Linked DNA regions of Homo sapiens: region 2 is linked to region 1. A link is a contact called in ENCODE Hi-C data. All regions are on one chromosome and are shown on one strand. The core of a region is the stretch at or near the end of the contact, and the rest is flanking DNA. Distances in the headings are between cores, read along the strand shown. Region 1 overlaps DAB2IP (DAB2 interacting protein). Region 2 overlaps TTLL11 (tubulin tyrosine ligase like 11).

Region 1 (5,226 bases), core at 2,015-4,514:
GGGAGGTCAGTGGGGATAGGGATAGCCCTCCCTCAGCCTGCAAACCCTGGTGACGTGGTTGTTCCCTTGGAGGAGGGACGAAGAAGGCCTGAGGGTGGGTCGTCAGGGCAGCTGCCTGTTCAAGGCCAAGTCCCAAGAGCAGCATTCCAATGTTCATTCCAGAGTCTCCGGGAAATGCCCCTGCCCTTGCTCTGTCCAAGTATGGGCCGCTTCCCCCATCCCTCTCAAGGTTAGGAGGCTCATCCTACCCTCTGTGGCTGCACACTGCTCCCCACGGCCCCAGCCGAGACCCTTCTAAACATGGCAGATCACTAGCCCCATGACAGCGCTCCAGGGACTAGAGACCCTTTACCTGTCCTCCATGGCATGGAATCCTTACTGCTCCCAGGAAGGAGGTGGCACCATGACATCCAGGTCACACACGGGACAGCCAAGGCCATGGCTAGGGTGACCTGCCCTGGACTCCGCTGCTACAGAGGAGCTTGGCCAGGGCATGGGAGGGCAGAGGGGAATGGGAGTTCCACTGGCCTTCTCCTGTCTAGACCAAAGCAGCACCCTCCACTGAACAAGCCACTCCGCCTGGCATGGCCTCACTCCTGTCCCTCCTCTCTCGCCTCATGGCCTGTAAGATAATCAAGTCCCAGATGCCTCAAGCTGGTGTCCGAGCCCTCCTGAAAGGCCCCTCGCACAAGTGACCTGGACTCTCCTCCCCAGCTACTTCCTGACAAAGCTGCAAACTCTTATCCTCCAGGGGTCCATGTCCAAGCAGTCTCCTGAGCCTGTCCATTCTGCCTCTCCCTCCACTTCTTTGCCAAACAAAGTCCTTCCTCAGTTTTCAAGGGCCAGCCCAATGTCACCACCACAAAGTGGTCCCTGGTCTCTCCAGACAGACAGCTCACACTACGCTACCTAAGCCCGGCTCAGGGCCACAATCTCCCACCTGTTCCACTTAATTCTCGTGACAATCCTGTCAGGACTAAAAAGGTGCACCCAGAAAGTTGAGGTGACCTGCCCAAGATCACATGCATAGCAAGTGGCCGAGTCAGATGTGAACCCAGTTCAGCGGAGTTCAAGACTAACTGCACCAGCCTTGGCTTGGCCTTTCCATCGTCCAGGGGTGGCCCACAGCAGCTGGGCAGCAGGGAAAGGTCCATAGCAGCCGGGCAGGGGGAAAGGTCCACAGCAGCCGGGCAGCAGGGAAAGGTCCACAGCAGCCGGGCAGGGGGAAAGGTCCACAGCAGCCGGGCAGCAGGGAAAGGTCCACAGCCAGCTAACCCACTAGCTGTGACCCACTCACTCCAGGTGGGGAAGGAAGGACCGGGGGATACAGGGATGGGGCAGCCCCTGCCCAGGGCCCAGGAAACGTGGGCACAAGGCACGGGGAGCTGCTATGAGAGACAGCGCCAGGGCCCAACAGCAGCTCATTGTGAGGGCTGGTGGCAGAACAATGGGGACACTGTCCTGGCTCCTGGGGCCTAGCCTTATCTGATAGCGTTCCAGCCAACCCACAAGCTGTTTTTCAACTCTGATCCTTTTTTCTCTTAAAAGGTCGGTGACACAAAAGCTCAGCAAACTCATTATTCCAAGGAGGGAAAGGACCCCAAACCGAAACTTACAGTAATTAAAAATCCCTACTTGACACAGCAAGGGTGTTCCCAACTATTGGGTGGGGGGAATTGAGAGTGGGATTGTTTGGTCGGAAAATAAGGGGCTCAGGGTCACCCTCCAAATCTCGAAAGCTCAGAGGGAGCTGCCCTGTGTGGCCCCAAAGGGCAAGGCTGGGACCAGGAGAGGCCACTTCCAGCTCAGTCACAGCTGTCCTTGAATGGGCCAGGCTCGTCTGGTTTTAGAGAGAGTGGGCTCCCTGTCTCTGAAAGTGTGCAAGCAGGAGCCGGGGGGCCCCTTTAAGACATGCTGCATGGCTAGGGCTGCCAGGGTAATGGGCTGGGCAGTACACAAAGGCAGGCAGTGCAGTGGGCCCTGGGATTAAACACACACACACACGCGCGCGCGCACACAAGTGAATGCTACAGAAATGCACCTGCAGCTGCGAGCGGGCAGGAGGACAGAGGGCCTAGTGTCAAGGGTGCCTGGCTGCAGAGCAAACCGAGTCTCTATTCCTTATGAAATATACAACCTTGGATACTTTAAGTCATTCGACTCTCTAGGACTCAGTTTCCCCATCCGTAGTGAGGATAACGACACACCTTCCTCATGGGTTGCTCTAAGGATCAAATGAGACCATGCAGGCGGGAGGCTCAGGAGGGCAGGGGTGTCAGTGACTCCCATCCATTGCTCATAACTGTTCATGCCTCTTTGGTCTGTTCCATTCGCCCACCTCATTGCCAGCCACGATGTCAGGAGCTGGAGACACAGCTATGAACAACACTGGTGAACGATGCACACGCTGCTATCAAGGCTGACATTTCTGGGATAGGTCACACTTTTGACAATTTGGAGTGACAAGATATGGACTTCCCAGGCTGTTTCCTGTTCCTGTCCCGTGACGACTCAAACGCTTTACGTTCTCCATGCCTCAGTTTTCCCCATCTGCAAAATGGGGATCAATCATATCTGCCCAAATGCTCTGGGATGCCTCAAATTTCTTTAAAAAGCCCTTCATTTCCTGAGGCGAAATGAAAGGAGAAGAAGGTGTGCCTAGCAGTGGGCAGTAGACCCCCGTGAGGAGGCCCCTTTAGCCCCTCTGCCTGGGACTCCCAAGCACAGCCATCTCCAGCCCCAGTCTCCAGCCCACCAGCCTGTGTGGTCCCAAGCCACTGTCCACTACCCCAACCAGGTCTGGAAGGAAGAGAAATCCTGGACAAGGTTTGTCTCCACAGAGTTGGTGCCCACCCAAAGGCTGGCAGGACCTGATGGTTCTGCAGTCAGGACTTCAGCAGACTCTCTAGGCCTCATCAGGTCAGAACATGCCAATCATGCTTCTGCCTGTCATAGCCAGGCAGGTCCAGAGGCTGTGCTAGAAGCGTCTGCCCACACTGGAAAAAAAGAGAGTCTGGACATGGTCACAATGAATGCACTGACCTGCTGGGAATCAAACGGCAGGACATAAACAGGGCAGCGCCCTGCCTAGTATGTCCAGCAGAGCTCTCTCCCCAAGCCCAGCCTTGCCCCGCTGGCCTGGGAACCGGCTGCTCAGAAGGCCAGTGCTCACTCCTGGCCCAGCTGGGATCCCAGGGGAGAGGAGAGGAATGCAGCCGCCTGGTGGCTCCCAGGGCCCTGGGGAGACAGAGCCTGTCCTAAAAAGGCAGAAAGGTTGGCTGCCCTGCCTGGGAAGTCTTCCAGGGATGACAGGGCCCAGAGGCGTGGTCCCTCTCAACCCAGGGTTCCCTCAGGCCAAGGTAAGGGGTAGGTCCTAGCAGTCACCAAGACCCAGTTGTGACGCCCCCATACACACAGAACGCCCTGGGCTGTGAGACAGGGAGACACGTGGCCTTCTGCCCTCACCCCTGGGAGCCTGTGCTTCCCCCCACATCACAGGGCTGAGCTGGCAGAGGAGGGTCCACACCCTGCAACCAAAACAGGAGGATGGGACAGCTCATGCTTGCTGTGAGGCCTGGTGTCCCGTGGTGCCCAATATAGGCTGACTAAATGAATGACACTGTGGCAGCCTGGACCTAACAGCCACTTACTAAGCACCTACCATGTGCCAGTTGCAGGTGTTCTCACCAAAGTACAAACATCATCTCATGGCCTTCTCCCAACAACTCTGCACAAAAGGCAGCACTGCCCCAGAAGAAAGGGAGAGTGGGTATTCAAGCTCAGGTCCCACAAGCCCTGGCTCATGGGGCAATACATGAGCCAGTTAATCCAAAAGGCTCAATGGAAGCTTTAGGACGTTCTCTAAAGAGGAAACTGAGGCTTAGAGACAGGGAGTGGCTTGGCTAGGTCACATGGTCCAGAAGTGAAAGCTGGGGTTCTAACGGCCTGGTCACCCTCTGTGGGACACTCTTGGCACCTACCTCACAGTGAGTCAGGCCTGGAGGCCAGGCATCCAATCAGCCCAGCACCCCAGCAACGGCCCGTTCCTCTCCCTGAAGGAGTCTTTGGTCTCTATCCCAGCTGTATCTAAGGTCTATCACAGACCCTGAACGAGTTTCCTCCCCCTTCTAGGTGCCATTTCCTCACACGCTGAGCTACTTCAGAGAAAGCCACAAAAACCCTACGTCAACTCCCTAGAACATAAGGGACCATAAACTATCATAACTGCTACCAACACCACTACCATCACCTGTAATAATGTAATAGCAACATCTCACTGCTGCCTGGGGTGACTTGGGCCAAAGCTCCGGAGAGACCAGGGATTCGAGAGGGCGCTGGTACTGGCTCCTGAATGAGAGGCAGCCTTCAACATCCTCTCCCCGTATAAACTGTGCAAGCCTAATGGAGTTTTCAAAAAACATTCAGGAACACATTTACCTTTCCACATCTTATTTCTTTCTTTCTTTTTTTTTTTTTTGCGGGGGAGGAGGGGTGCAGAGAGAGAGAGAAGAAACAAAAAACTTTCCATCTAATCCCCCAAGTCATCCTGCAGCCTGAATAATTTCGGGTTTTTAATCAATAGCTGTCAGACTTGTCAAATTACTTTGGGGACCGCAAAGCAGTTTTTAAACATTCATAAACCTCAGCAGAACAGCGAAGTGCCCTGAATTTTAAAAGAAGAGCATCTAGGCCGGGCGCGGTGGCTCACGCCTGTAATCCCAGCACTTTGGGAGGCCGAGGCAGGTGGATCATGAGGTCAGGAGATCGAGACCATCCTGGCTAACACGGTGAAACCCCATCTCTACCAAAAATACAAAAAATTAGCTGGGCGTGATGGCGGGCGCCTGTAGTCCCAGCTACTCGGGAGGCTGAGGCAGGAGAATGGTGTGAACCTGAGAGGTGGAGCTTGCAGTGAGCCAAGATAGTGCCACTGCACTCCAGCCTGGGCGACAGAGCGAGACTCTGTCTCAGGGGAAAAAAAAAAAAAAAAAGCATCTAAGGAACACTCATTGACGAGGGTGAGTGGTGGGCAAATCAGAAGTGAGCTGTGGGCTAGCTGCCCCTGCCCCTCTTGCTTCTGAGCAGGGACAACCCTGCAGCCCTCCCTGGCCTGTAGGAAAAACTATCAGGCTTAGCCTGGCTGCTCAGAAAGTTTAGGGAGAGTGACAGTCCCCCTACCCCCAGCCCCAGGAAAAGAGCCCAACCTCCCTGCACAGCACCTGGGGC
Region 2 (5,226 bases), core at 1,248-3,747, 330 kb before region 1:
GTCCCCTTCCTTGGGTCATTTAGAGTATTTTATATGTATCTCAATTTGATTAGTTTTTTCAAAGAAGCAACTTTTGACTTTATTGATCATCTCCATTGTATCTTTTTTTCTATTTCATGGCTTGCTGCTCTTTATTACTTCTTCTCTTCTACTTTTTGAGGTTTATTTTGTTGTTCTTTTTCCAATATTAAGTTGGCTGCTTTGCTAATAAAAGCACTCAAGACTACAAATTTGCCTCTAACTACTGCTTTAGCTACACCTATGAGTTTTATTATGCAGTATTTAAAAAATCACCTTGTAGTTCTATGTATTTTACATTTTCATGAAGATTTCTTCCTTGACCCATGGGTTATTTAGATTTGTGTTTCAAGAACATTTCTAAGCAAATAAGGTTATTTCTACTTATCTTTTTGTTATTAATTTCTAACTTAATTTCATTGTGGTTAGAGGATGTTTTTTCTTTCCTTCCTCCTTCCTCCCATCTTTTTTTTTTTTTTTTGCAGGTTTTTGCTTTATGGTCTAATACATGGTCAGTTTTTGCAAATGTTCCATGTATGCTTGAAAACAACATGCATTCTCTAGTTATTGAAAGCAATATTTTACATATGTATGTTAGATTAACTTATGAATTGCATTATATAAATTTTGTAGCCCTGATTTTTGTCCAATATTTTACATATGTGTGTTAGATTAACTTGTGAATTGTATTATATAAATTTTATAGCCCTGATTTTTGTCTGATCTATTAAGAGTTATGTTAAAAATTTCTTCTGTGATTGTGATTTCATATCTTTTTTAATTGATTTTTTTTCTTGTTCATTTTCTCCCTGCACTAGTCTGGAAGTTACATATTCTATTTTTATTCTTCTATTGATTACCCTAGAAAATTTAATATGTGTGTATAATTTCACAAAGCCTAAGGTTACTGTCTTTATTCTCTTTTTAACAATGCAAGGATCTTTAGTATGCTTTTTCATTTTGGCCACATCACTTCCAACATATATGCGTTTGTTGTCCAATATTTTAGTCCTATCTTATTCTTTTTTGAACTTCACAAATTAGGCGTTATTGGTATTTTATATAGTCTGTGTCCTTTTGAGTTACCCACATTTGCCATTTTCTTTGTTTGCTATTCTATTTTACAACTCAGACCTACCTTCTGGGGTCATTTCCTTTCTCTTGGAAGTATGTTTTAATAAACTCAGTTTTTATTTGTCCAAAATTACCTTCATTTTCTCCTCGTTCTTGAAAAATAGTGTTGCTGTACATACTGTTCTAAGTTGATAGCTATAGGGTCTCAGCGCTTTGAAGATATGCCACTGTTTTTTCATTTCCATTTTGCTGTTGAGAAGTCAGTTGTCAGTCTAATTTTTTCTTCTGCTAGTAAAATGTCTTTCATTCTGGCTGTTTTTAAAATCCCTTTGTCTTAGATGTCTTCGCTGTCAGTAAGACATTTCTAGGTGAGGATTTCTTCTGATTTATTCTTCTTGGGATTTGTTGGGATTCTTGTCTCTGAGGTTTGGTGTCTTATCAATTATGGAAATACTGTCTCTCATCCACTCTCTTCTGTCTTTTTGGAATTCTGATTTAGGTGTTAGGCCTTTTTTTTTTTTTTGATGGTGATCTTATGTTCCTTGGAACTTTACTTGCTGATCATTCTTTGAGGCTTAGGTTTCAAGTTAGAATCTTCCTTTTATACAGATGCCTCAGGGGGCTCTACTACCCAGAACACTTAAAACTACATTTTTTGGTGTTAGACTTTTCTTTTGGTTATAGGTGTAGGATGAATTCTGACTCCATACTTGGATAGGAAGGTATCATGGTTAGACATTCTGAGCAGAGACTTATTCCTTTTATTTCCCCTTTCCTGAGGCAAGGCCAAAACACAGAAGGTTTGCTTCCAGTTTCACCCACTGAGGATGTGGCATTTCAGAGGGCCTGGCTTGGTATGGGAATTTCCAGTCTGATTCTTGCCTTGCCAGCAGACACTCGGGGGCCGGACCACATGCAGAGGCCAGACCACTGCCAACATGTACAGGGAGCAAGATAACTACACTTTTAAAAAGATCGCTCTGGTTGCCTTATGGAGGATGGCTTACAGACGGCTTGAAGAGTGGAGGCAGAGAGGCAAGTTAGGATGCTATTATAAACCTCAGGAGAGAGGTGTTGGCCCTGGGACAGACAGAATGGTGGTGGATGGGGAAGATTATTGATTAAGATGATCTGTCTCTTCCCATAGACTGTAAGATACCCAGCCTCAGGGTGAGTATCATCACAAAGATGTTGTTTTTCATCTCTGAGTCCTTCCAGTGCCTGGCACAGAGAAGGCATTCACAGATGCTGATTGAATTGAACTGTGGAATCAATAATGGTTCTAGAGCTGATTTTTTTTTCTACCTTCTAAATGACTGTTTTCCTTAAAGGGAAATGACATGAAGGGATTCCAGGCAGTGAACTCATGCCTGTCTCTGGCATTGCGAAGCCCAGTCCAGAAATAGAGAGCCAGCTGTTTGTAAGCCCAAAAGCCTTAGGTTTTGGAAGGGTTTACTTTCCATGATAACATAGCTTTCTTTAGCCTGTGCACTTGTTCCTTACTTAAGGAGTCTCAGACTCTGCTTGAGATTACTTACACAAAACCTTACCATCTTACTGGATTTTTATGGCATTTTCTTAGAAATTACTAAACTTTATGACTCTCTAGGCAGGTTGCAAAGATGTTCCTCTAATGATATATTACAGCTATGAAAACTTCTTCCTCCTAAGGCGTTCTTTTTGGAAAAATGCTCTGTGTTTAGAGAACGAAGGGAGAGGCAAGTGGTTCCTGCTGTGTGACAGTTTAATAAGCTTTAGCTGGTCACTAAGAACTGTTATTCTAAGAATGTATGCAACACTTTTCCATTAACTGTGCAGAAGTATTTCTAGAAGGTATGGTAAAATAAAGCATATATATTGAGGCCTGGAAGTTCTTTATTATTCATTCAACAAATATGTGTTGAATGTCTGCTGTGGCCCAAGGCCTGTGCAAGGCACGGGTGATCACTATCAGACACCATCCCTGTGATCCCTACTCGCCCATCATGTTTTGTGTGAATTAGAAAAAGGGACCCATTCCTCAAGGAAAGAATATTAAATTCATCAATATAGTACTTACATATCAATAGCAAATTTGTTACAATAATGGATTATTAATGATAAATGAATGTTGGTTATTAATATTTATATAGTATTGTTGATTTGAACTTGAAATTCAAAAATATTCTGCCACAGTAAGCAAACAGCAGATTATTGAATTACAATATGAATGTGAATCTGATACCAATGAGGGATTTTTAAAAAAATTTAAAGGGACTCATCAATCATCTATCAAATGTCAAAGCAGATCCCTATTTAGAAACACAGACTATTTTAGATATGATTACATCAACAAGGTCTTTTTTTTTTTTTTAAGAGACCAGGGTGTCTTGCTGTCTTGCCCAGGCTGGAGGGCAGTGGCACAATATCAAATTCCTGGGCTCAAACCATCCTCCTACCTCAGCCTTCCGAGTAGCTGGGACTAGGCTCATGCCAACCCACTCAGCTATTTTTTTTTTTTTTTGTAGAGACGAAAGTCTTATTGTATTGCCCAGGTTGCTCAAACTCCTGGTCTCAAGCAATCCTCCTGCCTCAGCCTCCCAAAGTGCTGGGATTGTAGGTGTGAGCCACAATGCCCAGCACATGGTCTCTTGATTATTGAATTTGTCAAAGGGGAACAATACATACTGGCTTATTAAAATAAGACATGACTGCCATTGCCAGAAAATTCTTGTTGTAAATAAAAAAACCACCCAAATATAAAATCATCTGATGTTAGTTTACAAAACCAAAATATTTCTCAATTCCCAGTTTAAATCAACAAGTACCTTCATGATGACAATATGTTATACAATAACTTACATTTGTTATCATGAATAATCCATTTGTTATACAGCTTATAATTGTAAAAATATTCCATATGTTAAAGTGTTAAAGATGTTTACCTGTGAACAGCATCATGGTACTCTTTTTTTTTTTTTTTTAATTGAGATGAAGCCTTGCTCTGTCGCCCAGGCTGGAGTGCAGTGGCACGATCTCGGCTCACTGCAACCTCCGCCTCCCAGGTTCAAGCAATTCTCCTGCCTCAGCTTCCCAACTTGCTGGTATTATATGTGCGCACCACCACACCTGGCTAATTTTTTGTATATTTGGTAAAGATGGGGTCTCACCATGCTGGCCAAGCTGGTCTCAAACTCCTGACCTCAAATGATCCACCTGCCTCAGCCTCCCAAAGTGCTGGGATTACAGGTGTAAGCCACTGCGCCCGGCCAGCATCATGGCACTCTTGTACATGACTTAAAAAGCCACACATGGTGGCCTTGGATGCTCTGTGCTGGGGGAAGCAGACGTAGCTGATGAGTCCACTGTGGGCTGCTAAGAGCCCTATTGGAAGTATGTACAAATATGGTGGGTGACAGAGGAAGGCAAGATGAGGTCAGCCTGGAGGTAGAGAAAGGCTTGTGTGAATGAGAGGCTTCTGGGCAAGTAAGGGCCATGGCCTTTTTAACATATTTTGGCTGTAAGTAGCCTTTAAGCCTTCTTTCCTGGTTCTGGCTACTTTCTGGATACATGAGATAGCTGTGTTCCAGATTGGTGAGGTGTTTCTATCTTTAGATAGACTATCTGATCTTCTTTCTGCCTGCCTACAACTTCCCCTGTCTTCAGGTCTCAGCTTAAATCTCACTTTCTTTAAGAAGCCTTCCCAGCTCCTTCCTTCCCCACCTTGGGTTGATGCTCCTGCTTTGTGCTCCTTCAGACCCCATCATAGCATGAATCAACTTTATTGTGATGATTGCTTGTTTGATTTTCTTTCTTTCCCACAAGATTTTATTTTATTTTATTTCATTTTCTGAGATGGAGTCTCACTTTGTTGCCCAGGCTGGAGTGCAGTGGTGCAATCTTGGCTCACTGCAACCACTGGCTCCCAGGTTCAAGTGATTCTTGTGCCTCAGCCTCCCGAGTAACTGGGATTACAGGTGCATGCCACCATGCCTGGCTAATTTTTTGTATTTTAGTAGAGATGGGGTTTCACTATGTTGCCCAGGGTGGTCTCAAATTCCTGATCTCAAGTGATCCGCCTATCTCAGCTTCCCAAAGTGCTGGGATTATAGGTGTGAGCCACCACCCCTGGCCTCCCACCAGATTTTAAATTCA

Evidence for each region. A loop is a pair of places that touch in the nucleus more often than their neighbours do. Pooled maps may share reads with other maps.
Region 2: a map of aorta shows a loop between it and region 1 (2.2-fold over the local background). The contact joins two enhancer-like sites. A Hi-C loop is called at or near these places in 2 of 168 maps with a recorded cell type or tissue (aorta and ascending aorta) and 3 of 50 pooled maps.

What each region holds. Positions count from the first base shown.
Region 1 is chr9:121,747,109-121,752,334 of GRCh38, reverse strand. The region is part of intron 3 of DAB2IP (DAB2 interacting protein); the gene reads right to left. Among named protein-coding and RNA genes, the nearest start is that of DAB2IP, 98 kb to the right of the region's middle. RefSeq lists an enhancer at 3,300-3,823. Within about 2 kb of position 3,264, at least 20 of the 41 ENCODE cell types and tissues checked have a DNase peak (open chromatin) inside an H3K27ac peak, as active enhancers do; they include ascending aorta, where a contact is called at or near this core.
Region 2 is chr9:122,073,107-122,078,332 of GRCh38, reverse strand. All of the region lies in intron 1 of TTLL11 (tubulin tyrosine ligase like 11), which reads left to right. Among named protein-coding and RNA genes, the nearest start is that of TTLL11, 18 kb to the left of the region's middle. Within about 2 kb of position 2,497, at least 5 of the 41 ENCODE cell types and tissues checked have a DNase peak (open chromatin) inside an H3K27ac peak, as active enhancers do; they include ascending aorta, where a contact is called at or near this core.